Linked DNA regions of Homo sapiens: region 2 is linked to region 1. Evidence: read pairs that join two places in POLR2A ChIA-PET (ENCODE). Cell type or tissue: GM12878. All regions are shown on one strand.

Region 1 (8,000 bases):
GTTGATCTAACAGTACTAGGAGTATCTGTAGTAAGAGAAATTAGCAAGCAGTAGTAGTGATTACCACAACTAACATTTATTATTTTATAAGCATGCACTAAAGCACTTCATGTTATCTTGTTTAATCTTCATTAAACGACCCTGAGGTATATGCTAATATTCTCAATATGTGTGGTCCCTGATGGAGGACCAGTGAAAAAGAACTGATTTTAATCTACTTAAATTTATTTTAATCTATTTAGTCTGATTGCTGTTGGTAGTAGAATTATGGGAGTTTTTCTCTATCTCTATTATCTATACCATTGCTTCACTAACTTCTTAATTAAAATAAAATGTCCTTTATTATAATTTTAAAAACTAAATGCTTTACTTAAATATTAATAAAAGTTCCACATAAACTCTTGCTTTTTCTTCTTTACCTCCCTGGCAGGGAATAGCACACAAAAGCTGAGGTACCAACCTGCCCAACATGATAAAGTTGGGGCAAAGAACAAATAATTGGAATCCAGAAATTTTGCTTTTTTTTTTTTATTATTTTTTTTTAGACAGGGTCTTACACTGTCACCCAGGCTGCAGTGTAGTGGCACAATCATGATGCACTGCAGCCTTGAACTCCCAGGTTCAAGTGATCCTTCCACCTCTACCTCCCAAGTAGTTGAGACTACAGGCATGCACCACCATGCCTGGCTAATTTTTTCTTTTTTTTTTTTTTTTTGAGATGGGATCTTGCTATGTTGTCAGTTGTCAGGACTGGTCTTGAAGTCCTGGGCTCAAGCAATCATCCCCACTCAGCCTCCCAAAGTGCTTGGATTACAGGTATGAGCCACCATGGCCAGCCCAGAAATTTCATTTCTGACAGCCAAAGCACTGCTAAAGGACAGCAAAGCACTAATGTTTCAAAGTGTAGAAGCCAAAAAGACTAAACAATGCCAAATTGGTACACATAGCAGCTGCCCAAAGAGCAGAAACTTAAGGGGTCAAAGGCAGACCACAAAAGCAAGGGGGCTGGGCATTAGAGGCTGAGGGGTGTGAGGGAAGGATGGAGGAGATGATGGGACATAGGCACAGAAGGTTCTCAAATCACCATTAGGCACAGAAGGTTCTCAAATAACCATAAAACAATGGTTCTTAACTACTTTTGAGCCATAAGTTCCCTTAAGAAACTGATTTTTAAAACTCCCTCTCTAAAACAATTCACGTTTACACAAAATTTTGCAATTTCATGGGATTTATATATGCCTTCAGAGGTGCATGGATCCCAGATTAAGAATCTGGAATAGGCCAGGGGCAGTGGCTCACACCTGTAATCCCAGTACTTTAGGGCGAGGCAGAAAGATTGCTTGAATTCAGGAACTCAAGGCTGGGCAAACTAGCGAGACCTCCTTTCTACTAAAAAAAATAAAAATAAAAATTAGCCAGGTATGATAGCACATGCCTGTAGTTCCAGCTACTCCCAGGAGGCTGAGGTGGGAAGATCACTTGAGCCTGGGAGGTTGAGACTACAGTGAGCCATGATTACACCACTGCACTCCAGCCCGGGCAACAGAGACCTTGTCTCAAAACAAAACAAAAAAAATCAGTAATAAAGTATGGGCAGCCATAAAAAAATACTGAAATCACGTCCTTTGCAGCAACATGGATGGAGCTAGAGGCCAGCATCCTAAGTGAACTAACTCAGAAGCAGACAATCAAATATCACATGTTCTAACTTTTGTAAGTGGGAACTAAACAATGGGTACACATGGACATATAGATAGAAATAATAGACACTGGGGACTCCAAAAGGGGAGAAGGAGTGAGGGGGGTGAGAATTAAAAGATTATCTATTGGATACAATGTTCAATATTTTGGTGATGGATACACTAGAAGCCCAATCCCCAACATTACACAATATACCCGTGTAACAAACATGAAAATGTACCCTCTGAACCTTAAAGAAAAACAATCTTTAATAAAATAATAAAATATGGGCCTAGCATTTATAGCATGCTACGATTTATGAAAATGAGAGTGTCTGATCATACAGGTTTTAACTATCTCTGGAAGGAGACACAAGACCCTAGTAACCTCAGGTGTCTCAGGGGAAGTACTCGATTTTTCACTATATATCCTTCTGCATTCTGAACAATGTAAATGAATGAAGAATTCAAAAATAAATTAATAAAAGAGCTCTGCCATAACCAATGGTGATTTCAAATGCTTAAGGCTACCCAGGAAATGTTCCTAAACTATTCCAAGAAAAGTAGTAGTGAAAACACAACAAATCTAAGTCTATGGGAAAAGGTACAAGAAAAAGCTCTAAGACTTCAACTGCCACTAAAGGTAGTAAACATATAAACAACAGATACAAGCTGCTTGTGGGCACATCCAGAATCAGCAGTTCTATGATATAAAAATACTCAAAATACAAAGAAAGAGTACATCAAAATGGCATCAGCGACAGAAGACAGTGGGCTATTACCTAGGTCCACAGGCTCACGATGGCCTCAGGAAACACCTACCTCATCAGGGGTATCCTTTGCATCAGGTTGTGTGGCGGCTGCCCGGCGAGCAAGATTTCCAGCACGAATGTTGCTGAGGTTGATCTGCCGCTCAGGAGGAGGCCCACCACGAGGCTGACCTCGGACAATGATGGCGCACCCTGAGAGGACCTACGTAGGGGGAAGAAAGAGAAAATGAATGGTCCAGAGGCCGTATCACCATAATGCAGGTTGTGTACCACCGTATCCCCAACATTTCAAATAGCATTTGCACTTCAAAGGCATGCAAAGTCATCTGTTGAATGACTAAATAAACAGGATTGTTTTTAATTTTATAAGAGAAATACCTACATAAAGCCTGGGGCCAAATTCTGAAATGATTGACCCAGAAATCCAACAATAGAAAAGTCATAGAATAAACAGACTGGGGTAAAAAGGCATGTGAGACATACAGATTAATGACCTCTATAATTTCATCCTAGCAAGTACCACCCCTTGCATTCTTTCCAATTATTAAGAATTAATATCTCCATCAACACTTTCCATTCTCAGATTGAAGCGAACAATGAAAGGCTTAGGAAAAGGGGAAGCTGTGGCCATGCACAGTGGCTTACACCTGTAATCCCAGCACTTTGGGAGGCCAAGGCGGGTGGATCACCTGAGGTCAAGAGTTCGAGACCAGCCTGACCAACATGGAGAAACCCTGTATCTACTAAAAATACAAAATCAGCTAGGTGTGGTGGCGCATGCCTGTAGTTCCTGCTACTTAGGAGGCTGAGGCAGGAGAATCGCTTGAACCCGGGAGGCGGAGGTTGCGGTGAGCCAAGATCGCGCCATTGCATTCCAGTCTGGGCAACAAAAGTGAAACTCTGCTCAAACAAAAAAAGAAAAAAAAGGAGAAGCTGAGGGAAGTCCCTACACACCCCTGGGAGGAAATGAGCATGCCCAAGGCTAAGGTGGATGCAATACCTAGAGTGTCCCTTGTGGACAGTACAAGAGAGAAATACAGAAGTAATCTAGAAAACCCATGCCCTACATGATTAAAACGTAAGAATCTAATAAACACCTTAAGGCTCCCAAGTGCAGTCAGTGGCTCCTTTCATCTCTCTAATCAAAGATGCCAGGCATAGAACCCACTTGCAACTGTGAAAAGAGCTCTAAAGCTCACTGGCATTAACCTTAAAGTATTTGCAGGGGAGAAGAAGAAAGGATTTCAAGTGAAAGAAGGGAAGAAGACACATAAGGGAAAAACGACCCAAGCTATTCAAATTGTCTTTGCGAAGAGACTCACAATACAACAAACAGGTGGGGGCTCATGCCCTGGCTTCACTAGATCTGAAAGACTCTCAATTCCACGCTTCATAAAAAATAGCTTCGAAAGGTTAGTAGTGAGAAGGTTGGAGGGTTCTGTCAACACAGAACACTGTTTAGACAAGACCATGGAGTTCTCAGTAAAGGAATAATCCTTGTGAGGAAGTTGAATCAAAGGAAGAGAAAAAGGAGAATGAAAGGAAGCTGCTCCTTTCACTTAGAGTGCATTGCTCTCCACCTCTCTACCTTAACTAACGCTTTCAAGTGTTAAATATTGATATAAATACACAAATGAATTTAAACCCACATGTACAAATTAAAGAATAAGAAAAGTAAAACATCTGAGCAACCACCACCCAAGTTAAGAACTGAAATACTGCACATTGCCAGAACCTTGGAATCCATGTGCCCCTCTCTACTTGCAGCCCCTTCTCTCAAACCCCACCATTACCCTGACCAAGGATTTTGTACGAATATATCACAATTCATTTATCCATACTAACTTTTTATGGAAATTCTATCAAACAATATTGTACATTCCAATATACAATATTTAATTGTACATTCCAATATACAATATTTAATTGTACATTAAATTAGTACTCTGATAATGTCTCAATATCCCCAACACCTTAAGCACACAGACCCTGGCCTAAGTCACTTTAATCCCTGGTTATATACCATGGCACACACACACAAAAAGACTGTCTTCCTAATCCAGTTACAGGCACGCTTTTCGTTTTTATCCTGTTATCAGCAATTAAACCCTAAAACTTCTAGCCAAATAACCATGCTAACACCCTATCCTGAGAATTCATGTCCTAGGCATTATCCCAGGGAACTGACATTCCAAAAGATAAGCTCTCAAACCAAACAAAGCCAGGAAAGAACAGGTATACTAGAGTAGAGGCTGCTTGAAGTTCCTGAATAAGAAGGGCCAAAGAAGAAAAGGAGAGCTTCCTGACTCATTTATATTCAATTCTTTCTCACAAGTGGTAGAAACAAAACACACAGCAAGAAGAGCATAGTGCAGAATACCTGCACTTGAAATCATTCAAGCACAAATTCCAAATGAGGCTGAGGACAGCCAAACTACATACAGCACACAAACCAGAACATCTGTTTCTAGTGCTTGCTGCTCAATTTTGGTCAAGTTTTCACACACAAAAAAAGTAATAACGCATTCCCAGGGGACCTCTTGGTAAAGCCCAGTCATAAAAGCTAAGGCCTATTTACAAGAAAACTCATCCTCTCTGACGAAGGTGAACTCTGATAAGCAAGCATTGACCTAGCCTAGGAAACCATCTTTGTTTCTCAAGCCTGACAAATCAAACTGAGAAGCTCAAGAACAGAGGGACTGATGAGAAGAGCCCCTCATCTCTAAATATCAGAAAGGTATTGCCTCTCTAATGCCTCTGCCTAGTAAACCGGATCCCTGGGGACAATGGATCTACAACTATTATCCTGGCCCCATTAATGGCTTTGGCAAACAACTTGTACACAGTAATTGTGCAAAACTCCTTTGTATGCCCTCTCCTCTCCCTGAATGCTAAAGGCTGCTGTCAGAACTTCCTTGCATTGTTGCACCAAAAATGCCATTCAGTTAATGCTTGAATCAATGTTACGGAGATGATTTTTACTCTACAGGCTCTCTACACCTTTTATACCATTGAATATATGAATTCAAGCAGCTGTCACCAATTCAACTTCCTAAGCAAAAGAAATAGATTCACTGTGGCAGGTACTGCTATTCCTACTCCTCCAGGAGGAGAGGATTGGCATGTGTGCACCCTTCTTCTGAAACTCTCTTCCCCTCATTTGGCTATTGCCTTGGTGGAAAGGTAAGAAAAGACTGACTGTACACAGTTATGGAAGTAAGAGAACTATTTCTACTAGGGAAGAACTAGTTTCCCTCCTACCACTCACAGAAACTGAAATCATTCAAAACACACTACAGGCTGGGTGCAATGGCTCAAGCTTGTAATCTCAGCACTTTGGGAGGACGAGGCGAGAGGGCTGCTTGAACTTAGAAGTTCAAAACCAGCCTGGACAACACAGCAAGACCTCATCTCTACTAAAAATCAAAAAAAGTAGCTGGGTGTGGTGGTGCACATCAGTAGTCCCAGCTACTTGGGAGGCTGAGGTAGGAGAACCGCTTGAGCCTGGGAGGTCAAGGTTGCAGTGAGCCATGGTTGTGCCACTGCACTCCAGCCAGGGTGACAGAGCAAGACTCTCTCTCAAAAAAACAAAGAAACAAACAGAAACACACTACACCTCCTTTTTGCTATTTCCACTTCATCTGCCAACCACTGTTAAACTCTCCCACCTGTCTTACTCGCCAACAGTCTTTATTCAAGTTCTTCCTCAATGAAAACATTGTAATGGCCTTCTTATAGCTAACAGTCGCCACCAAATAAAACCAATGAGAAATACCTTCTGGGGGAAAAATACTTTAAATGTCTGGGTAAAATATGAAAAAGGCCAAGGGTCTATATGCTCAACAATTTATATGTCATATGGCACCAAAACAAGCCGTTTTTCTTCTCAGAAAGACCTGCCAGGTTGATTATTGTTATAATTTTATTCCTTGATTTATTCAGTTATTAATTCACTACAAACTTACTGAGTGCCTACTATGTGCCAGGCATTGTTCTAGGCAAGTGGCATGTTTCAGTGAAACAAAGCAGACAAAAATTTCTGCTCTTGGGGAGCTGACATTCTAGTAGGGGGAGACAGACAAACAATAAACATCACATGTAAGTATAATATGTTGTTTACCAGAATTTTAATTTCAGGAGAATAATGTTAAGATTGAGAAGAAACTGTCATAGGTAATTAGTCTGCCAAAGCTGTGCTGATTCATGTTGCAAACTTTCATGGATGCAGTAATTATCCTTAATTGCTAATTTATAGAGCACAGAAATCAAGTCAAATGGTTACTGCTTTATGCAATTATATTAATAAACTGACATTCTAGAAAAATGATCTTAGAACTACCTGATACAGCAGGAGGTTTGTGAAACCAGGTGTCACAATAAGTCAGTTTGATTGAGGTTATGGATTAGACATTTCTCAGTTCTGCCAATAAAGGTTGCAGAGGGACGTGGTGTGATTCAAAGGACCTGGCTTCAGGGCACAAGTCACGTGGTTACAAAGGCTGAAACAAGGCAGCTGAGAAGGAAAATTGGGGACTCAAATTGTTCAAACCCACTTATGGGTTTACTGGGAGATTTACCTACAGTGAAACACTGTATGGGCAGCCACTAAAATGTTGCCCAGCAACAGGAACACCACATTAAATCTTCACTAGATTCTGATAAATGACTTGGTTTGTTTAACTATTTAACTCCTGGGCCAATGACACAACAAGACAGAAAACTTCTTATACAAAAACCCAGCCATACTAAGGGCAAAGAAAAGGATGGTACAGAAATTTGTATGTCAATGAAGCCAATATTTTTTCCCAGCCCAAGAGCAAAAATCACTTTGGTCTGAGAATGGCATCTTACTAGCTCTGCAAAGAGGACTGGTTTAACGGGCATATCCACTAGTTAAGATAGTATAGTAGGTATACTGTAACAGCAATATCTACCTGTGTGAAGAACCAACATAAAGAACAAGGGCAGACATCTGATGACAAATATTACAAAAAGAAGGCCCAATACAAATCCATACATTTATGGCCCACTGACTTTGAACAAGGGTGCCAGGATAATTTGATGGGGAAAGAGTAGTCCTTTCAACAAAAATGTGTTGGGACAACTAGATCTCCATGTGCAAAAGAATGAAGTTGGCCCTCTACGTCATACCATATACAAAAGATAACTCAAAAAGGACCAGAGACCTAAATTTAAGAGTAAAACTATAAAAGTCTTAGAAGAAAACAAACCTGTAAATCTACATGGCCTTGCATTAGGTGATGGTTTCTTAGGTGACACCAAAAACACAAGCAACTTAAAAATAAATAAATAAATTGGACTTCATAAAAATTAAAAACAGTGTGCTTCAATGGACACTATCAAGAAAGAAAAAAATATGAGTATATGCAAATTCTGAATACTAGACTCTTATCTCATATATCTGACAAGGGTCTAGTATCCAGAATAAAGAACTATCATAATTTGATAAGAAGACAATAGCCCAATTAAAGTAAGTTGAAGAGACATTTATCCAAAAAATAAATATAAATGTCCAAAAAGCACATGAAAA
Region 2 (8,000 bases), 88 kb after region 1:
TGGGAGGAGGGAATGCCCAAGATGGCCCTGGGGAAGGCAGGAAAACAGGATCACCTTAGGAAGGGAAGATGAGCAGGCTGATATCAGCTATGTTGATTTTTAGGAACTGGCAGGACGAAGTCAAGTCAACTGTCTATCAGGAGGTTGGAGAGACATGACATTAGAGGTCAGGAGAAGGGTTGGGGCTGAGGAAAATATTCAAGAGACCCAGGGGTCCAAGAGGTAGGGATAGAAGGTGCAAAGGATAGAAAGCACATCTTTTTTTTCACCTACACACATGATCAAAGTCATCCGTTTTCCCTAAAAATAGAGTGAAATTCTGCATCTTAATGGAGATAGAAATGTACAAGAACACCTCACCCTGTCCCCTCCAAGCGTGCTTCCAAGCCCACCTGTCAGTGTGGCATAGCAGTGGGAAACTGTCTCCCCTTTCTAGCAAGCCCAGGTTTGTAAGCTCTAAAGAAATGGCACAGATTAGGAATAAATGTCTGGAGTTGATCAAATTATGGGACAGAAGTCAGCCTGGGAGTGCATTTTGGTCTTCCCATCACATGCCTCCCCACCCACCTCCCTTCTCCTCTTGCCCCATGGCTTCTGCTCCCCTAGCCCCTTACCTGTTCCTCTCCCTTACCTAAAATTCCCAGATACACTCTCTGGTAATGTCTTCACTGTCTGCCAACAGGGTGCCACTTTGGTCGGCTCGCATGTAGAAGCCATTGGGGGCCAGTACAGTGAGTAAGTTGCTCCCCTGAAGCTCGATACAGAAGTTGAGGGCAAACTTGCCCCAAGGGCGAAAGGTGCCAAAGGATGTTATTGACCAGAAGGATCCCCCCTGTGCTGGAGAAGGAAGAGCTCAGGTTGGTGGGCCATTCACAGGGGAGTCCTCCAGCGATCTGGCCTTGGAGGGACTCTGTGGAGGCATGCCACCCTCCCCTAGCTGCCCCATCCTGCCTGCATTGGCGGGTCCTTCTATGGAAATGCAGGAGCGCCAATAGGGATTCCACTGTTTTCTGTTCTGCCAACCCACCCTGGGGCTTTGAAGTGTGAAAACAACAGAGGTCCTGTTTTTCCTTTTTTTTTTTTTTGGAAACGGAGTCTCGGTGTGTCGCCCAGGCTGGAGTGCTGTGGCGTGATCTTGGCTCACTGCAAGCTCCGCCTCCTGGGTTCACGCCATTCTCCTGCCTCAGCCTCCCAAGTAGCTGAGACTACAGGCACCCGCCACCACGCCCGGCTAATTTTTTGTATTTTTAGTAGAGACGGGGTTTCACCGTGTTAGCCAGGATGGTCTCCATCTCCTGACCTCGTGATCTGCCCGCCTCAGCCTCCCAAAGTGCTGGGATTACAGGCATGAGCCACTGCGCCTGGCCTGTTTTTCCTTTTATAATGAGCAAGCCCTGAGTGGCAGGCCCTGAAGTCTGAGCTGGGGCTAAGGCAGGGACTAGACTGTGAACCCTTGGGCAGGGAAGAGGAGCCACTCACCCTGGAAGTGGTAGATACCCGGTCGGCAGGGTAGTAGATGAATGCGGTCGGGCTGATCCTGGTTGCACTGTATGAGGTCATGGCCCGATGAGGAGCCCACATAGCCATAACGACCTCGCAATACAAGGAAGGAGCGATTGGCAAATAAAATCCCAAATTCCTCATTTGGGCCTGAAGGAAATAGGAAGGAGTTATCTGGATGGGCTGCCTTTAGGTGTTTTCCCAAGTGGAAGCAGGAGGGGGGACGCTAATTGCAGAAGGGTGTGGTCAATATTTTAACAGTGAATGAACACCTACTATGTGTCAGGTCTTATGCTAGGTGCTTGTGAAATGTTTGTGAGAGTACCTAGCACATGCGAAACCCAAGAAGCTTTAATATTCTTCCTTCCTTTGAGATGTGTTGATGTGTTTAATCCTCATGACAACTCTGTGAGGCTGCAGAGTTGTAGACAATGAAATGTTCATTTTTATAGACGACAAAACTGAGGCTCAAGGAGGTGCTTTGCTCAAGTGATGACAAAAATTCAGTGACTGAACAAGTACAGACCCAAATCTTCCGACCCCAACTCCAGTACTTTTTTTTTTTTTTTTGGAGATAGAGTCTCGCTCTGTCGCCCAGGCTGCAATGCAGTGGCACGATCTTGGCTCACTGCAACCTCCAAGTCCCAGGTTCAAGCAATTCTCCTGCCTTAGCCTCCTAAGTAGCTGGGATTACAGGCCCGCACCACCATGTCTGGTTAATTTTTGTATCTTTAGTAGAGATGGGGTTTCACGTGGTCAGGCTGGTCTCAAACTCCTAACCTCGTGATCCACCCACCTCAGCCTCCCAAAGTGCTGGGATTACAGGCATGAGCCACCACGCCCGGCCTTCAGTGCTCTTTTTAACAATCATATTCCACCTCCCTCTAAAGTTCTCCCTGACTTGGAATCATCTGGCAGGAAGGCTGCTCCACTCACCTGGAAGGATGACATTGGCCATCAGCAGGCTGTTGGGTGCAATGCCCAGGAAGCGCCCCCTGCAGGACTGCAGGATGATCCTGCCACAGTTCCAGTGCATTCGGAAGAACGTGTCAGACTCCAGGGGGTGCCCATCAGCCATTACTGCCCTGTGGCGCCTCTGGAAAGAATGTCAGAAACAGAGATGAGGAGTAAGGACTGACAATCTCAGCTTTCTTCCCATCAGTTTTATTCCTAGACCCTCTTCCCACATCCCACTCATCAGCCTTTTTCATGCTCCCAGAGTTGATGCTTTCAGAACCTTTTTGGAAGATGTGCTGTGGCCTCAGCTCTTCCCCTTCCCCCAGTCTGTGCTGTATCCCAGAGCACAGCATAAAAACTACGCCAGGATATCATAGGGAGAGAAATAAACCTCAGTCTTGACTCCAAAATCATTTTAAAGTAGATCATAGGCATAAAAGTGAAAGTTAAACTATGAAACATCTAGAAGAAAACATAAGAGAAGTTCTTTGCAACTTTGGGGTAGGCAATGATTTCTTGGGACAAGAAAAGCAGTAACCATTTAAAAAAATTGATAAACTGAACTTCACTGAAATTAAAAACTTGCTTCTCAAAAGATCCATTAAACAAATAAAAAGGTAAGCCCCAGGTTTGGAGAAAACTTTTGCAATACATATATTTGGCAAAGGACTTGGATTTAGAACACATGAAGACCACTTACAACGCATTAATAAGACAAACAACCCAGTAACAAATGGCAAAGCATCTGAATAGATATGTCACAGAGAAGATATACAAATGTCCAATGAGCACATGAAAACGGGCACGGTGGCTCATGCCTGTAATCCCAGCACTTTGGGAGGCTGACACGGGCAGATCATGGGGTCAGGAGTTCGAGACCAGCCTGGCCAATGTAGTGAAACCCCATCTCTACTAAAAATACAAAAAATTAGCTGGGCATGGTGGCGCATGCCTGTAGTCCCAGCTACTTGGGAGGTTGAGGTAGGAGAATCTCTTGAACCCAGGAAGCGGAGGTTGTGGTGAGCCGAGACTGAGCCACTGCCCTCCAGCCCAGGCAACAGAGCAAGACTTCATCTCAAAAAAAAAAAAAAAATTCTAAACCTTACTAATTATAAGGTAAATGTGAATTAAATCCATAAATTACACACCCACTAGAGTGGCTAAAATAAAAAAGACAATCCAAAAGCCAGCTTTACTATTGGTGAGGATATGGAATTCTTAGAACCCTCATACGTTATTGACAAGAATGTAAAATAGTATAATCACTTTAGAAAACTGACACTTTCTTCCAAAGTTAAGCACATATCTATTATACAACCTAGTAATTCCACTCCTACATATTTACCCAAGATAAATGAAAATGTATGTTCACAAAAAGACTTGTACATGAATGCTTATAGCAACTTTATTCATAATAGCCCAGACTAGAAACAAGCCAAGTGTTCATCAACAAGTGAATAGATAAACAAATCATGTTTATGAGCAGCATTATAGAATACCACTCGGCAATAAAAAGGAATGAACTACTGACACACGAACATTATGTGAACGAACCTTAAAAACATTGTGCCAAGCACAAGAAATGTATGTACCATACATACTGTATGTTTCCATTGATCAGAAACGCTAAAGTAGGTAGGCAAATCTAATTCACGGAGACAGAACACAGATCAGTGGTAGCTGGGAGAGGGAGGCAAGGGTGGAGGGAAACTGACTGCAAAGAAGCAGGAGGAAAGTTTGTGGTGTTGGAAATATTTTCTCACTTGTGATATGCTTACGGCATGGTTGCATGGATGGATACATTTGTCAAAACTTACTGAATTTTATACTTAATAGGTGCATTTTATTTATAAAACATACATAATATACTTATTTGTAAATAATATACATAATTTATACATATGTGTATTATATAATTTACAAACTTTCAAATTATACCTTAATAAAGTTGATTTTTGTTTTTTTTTTTTAAAGGAGCCCCCATTGGGTGAAAATGAATGTTTATCAACAAGTGCCTCCACAGCCCACATCATCCTCTCATCATTTGCCTTGAAAAAGGAGAAGGAAGTCTAGGGAGGGAGAGCTCAGAGCTTAAGGTTTCTCTTGCTCAGGAAGCCAAGGTCTCACCTGGGATAGGTAGTAGCCATTGGCTGAACGAAGCTGCACAGTGGGGCTCTCACTGTCACATTCAAACTGGAACAAGGACATTCGGTTTAAGCGCTCAGAAGCAGCACGCACCTCACCATCTGCAGAGGAAGCGCATGTCAGTAAAAGCCTCCCCTCAGTCTCGGCCCCTCCTCCATGTTTTATGACCGGGGCTTCTGTCCCTCCCTCCTCAAACTTCATCACTTTCTGTTGGACCATGGTAGGTCTGGAGAAGACCTAGGCAACTTTCCCCTAAATCCCATACCCATGCTTTTCTGTCCTTCTCGATGGCACAAAAGATCCCCTTGGGTCCCCAGGATCTTCCTTATTAGCAGACTCAAAAATCTGTGCTGATCCCAAACACATTTTCCTCTTTTTAACAGCCAGCCCTCTCTCCCTCCATCTGTGTTGGGTCCAGCACTTGCCGTAGATGACTGAGATGAACCGCCCAGTCTTTGACCTGAGGCTGACCCAGGTTGGGCAGTGCTGTAGGATGAACCACTCCTCACCCCTCATGGGGTTGCAGCCCATGCCCAAGAGCAGATGCGTGCCCTGTGGATATAACATGCCTCCTTCTCCATCACACAGTGCCACAAGCCCTCCAGGCCGCACTTGCATGTGAAAAGCTGTCTGTGATGAGGGTTGGGAGAACAGCCGGTCTACATGGGACAAGAAGTGGTGTGTAGAGGTCTCCAGGTGGTAGCATCCATCTCGGAAATGCAACAGGAAGCCACACTCCTCCAGGCAGGGAACTGCTGCGTCCACCCAGATGCGGCCCATAGTGGGGTCAGCCCGGGCATAGCAGCGGTGGATGGGGCTGTAGAGGATCACGTGGACATGGAGGGCTGGTCGGGGGGTCCACATGTGGTAAGCTGAGAGGACGTGGGAAGTGCAAAACACGTCCTTGCCATTGGACTCCAAATAACGACCAGAGATTAGGCACTGGAGGGTCCACTTGCTGTTCCGGTGGAAACGCAGTAGAAAGCACCCATGGTGGCTGGTCCTTGGGCGGCCATAACACACGGTGCCATCACACTCACACAGCAGGTAGAGGCCCTGCACGCTCTTTAGTCGCACCACGGCCTGTGTCTCATGCTCATTGCTCACCAAGATCTCCCAGGTCTGGAGGCATCAGGAGGGAGAAGAGGGAAATCAGTATCACGAAGTTACCAGACCAAGGAGCCCTGCAACTGTCATGGCTGGTATCACCCTGGCACCTTCATCAGCACCAGCCACCTCCTCTTCCACATCAGCCCTGGTATCTCCTTGCTGTCAGCTCTTCCACTTTCCCACTATCCCCTCATCAAGAGATCTCTGGGCCCTTCCACCCCTGCAGCCAGATGGCACTATCCAAAGAGAAGTTCTAGATGTCTACCTCCTTCAGCTAACAGAAGGTAAACCCTCCCTCCTTTCTTAATCCCACTCTTCAATACCTAATTTTTAAAGAAACGCTTTGGTGTAAGTCTTACTTTTTTCTTCCTCACTGTTGTCCGCAGAGAGCACACTTAGCCAATACCTCCATCCCCAAAGGTTGCCTTCCAGCATGGCAAGACAGAAGCAAAAGCTCTTATAGGCAGGCCCTGGCTCCAGGGATGAAGATGGGAGCATGAACAGTTCAGATGCAACTGCCTGGTTCAGCTGTGATCAACCTTGTTATAAGAGGAAGAACTTTGCCCCTGCCTCAGTCTGGCACCCATCCCAGAGGTGCCTACATTCCTCTCTAGAATGAAGACCGACACTGCTAGGGCTTCTGGAGTTCCCCATTCTCAAACCACAACCAGAACAGAAACATAGGCTTTGCAATAACTCCACTGGTCCAACTTCCCCTGGATGCCCACAATTCTGCTTTCCCACCTGGGCTCTCCACTTCTCCTCTTTCTGACACAACCACCCTGTGCTCTCCACTTCTCTTCTTTCTGACACAACCACCCTGTGCTGGGATGGGGAATAGGGACAGTTAGAGCAGGACAAGGCAGCAAGGGCAAGGCTGAGGCTTCACCTTGCGGAATAAATTGAGAGGTGGGAGATGGGGCAATAGGGTCTGTGAACAAAAGCCTAGAGTAGAAAAGTCTCAGGCCTGGCACTGGCAGAACCTAGGAAAGTGATTAGGTTGAGAGTACACCCTGCTTTCATATACAGGCAAGTGCGCACACACACACACACACACACACACACACACAGCTTGGCCACTCAGAAAACTGGTTCCAGTATACTTTCATATACAGGCAAGTACACACACACACACACACACACACACACACACACACAGCTTGGCCACTCAGAAAACCGGTTCCAGTATACTTTCATATACAGGCAAGTACATACACACACACACACACATACACTCACGCACACACACGCGCGCGCGCACACACACACACACAGCTTGGCCACTCAGAAAACTGGTGCCAGCATGGGTTTGCTTTGTCACCTGTCTCCTGCCCAAACTCTTCGCAGTTGCAGTGACTGTATTCTTGCATGCCTCAAAGGTGAGGTAGGTTCCTGCCCAGCTGATGAGCCCAACCCTTAGGTCCTCAGCCTTGGGATGTCTGTGTATCCACTCTGTCTCATCCATGGGGCTGACACCACAGGTGATGTCTCCGTCTGGCCCAGCCCTCCCCCCCGTGGTGAGGTTCCACAGGCCATAGGGCCTGGAATAGGGCCTGTAGTACCCACCAGATGTTCCCAGAGAGAACTTCCCAGGCAGAGGCTGGCCTGGGGCCCAGCACCTCTGTGACCCGGGAGCATTGTGACTGTGAGGGCAGCCTCTTATCACACCACAGTGGGGAAAGGGCCCTGGCGCAGCAGCATTAATCCATGGCCTAGAGGAGGCGGGTGCAGAGCCTCCGGTGTTTGCCTTCCTATTCCCCTTTGGGCACCAAAGTAGGCTGAGCTGAGACCAGGATCCGGAACTTCAACCTGTGAATTTAGGCAAGTTTTTTCCTTTCTTTACCTCCGTTTCTCATTCTGGTAACAGGATAGAAAGCAACCTCCTTTCTCCCAAGGAAGTGAGTTCTGCCTGGCTCCCTTGCAACTCAAGTATTTTGTTAAGTTCAAGATAACCAAGAAAAATCTATCAGCTTTTATGGCCCTTAGGAGGATGAGGTCAAAATGTTCCAGATGCTATTTTGCAGGGAGTATGAGGAAACCCTAGTTAATCAGTTGACATCAAATTACTCATATTCATCAGGAAGGCTGGCTCAGGACCTGGGTAAGGAGAAGGGCCTAGGTGGAGAGAGCACCAAGCACCCCTCCTCAACCCCAGCTGCTCTGCCAGTGGGTAGGACATCTGGCTGGGCAGATAGAGCTCCTGCAAGGGTATCTTTCCCCTCCAAAGAATCTCTGAGTTATAGTCTCTTGGACTCACTTCCTGCAAAGCTTGAGGAGAAAACCCAGCT

Evidence for each region. Peaks named below come from ENCODE experiments on the same cell type or tissue, not always from the same donor. Only the 100,000 strongest peaks of a DNase experiment are listed, where the experiment ranks them.
Region 2: POLR2A ChIA-PET joins it to region 1 with 10 read pairs; 4 of 35 experiments call an interaction of 5 or more read pairs at or near these places.

Annotation. Positions count from the first base shown.
Region 1 is chr7:127,681,264-127,689,263 of GRCh38, reverse strand. It overlaps SND1 (staphylococcal nuclease and tudor domain containing 1), which reads right to left. Exons shown (of 24, transcript NM_014390.4): 2 at 2,502-2,651. Among named protein-coding and RNA genes, the nearest start is that of SND1, 33 kb to the right of the region's middle. In GM12878, a CTCF peak has its summit at 3,454; DNase peaks (open chromatin) are centred at 3,413, 4,943 and 6,994; H3K4me3 peaks cover 466 bases; H3K27ac peaks cover 3,021 bases.
Region 2 is chr7:127,593,031-127,601,030 of GRCh38, reverse strand. FSCN3 (fascin actin-bundling protein 3) reads right to left here and starts at 7,295. Exons shown (of 7, transcript NM_020369.3): 1 at 7,034-7,295; 2 at 5,028-5,724; 3 at 4,585-4,703; 4 at 2,437-2,596; 5 at 1,480-1,650; 6 at 632-837. The coding sequence starts at 7,177. The coding sequence ends at 632. In GM12878, a CTCF peak has its summit at 2,508 (motif pointing left); no DNase peak of the experiment used is centred here.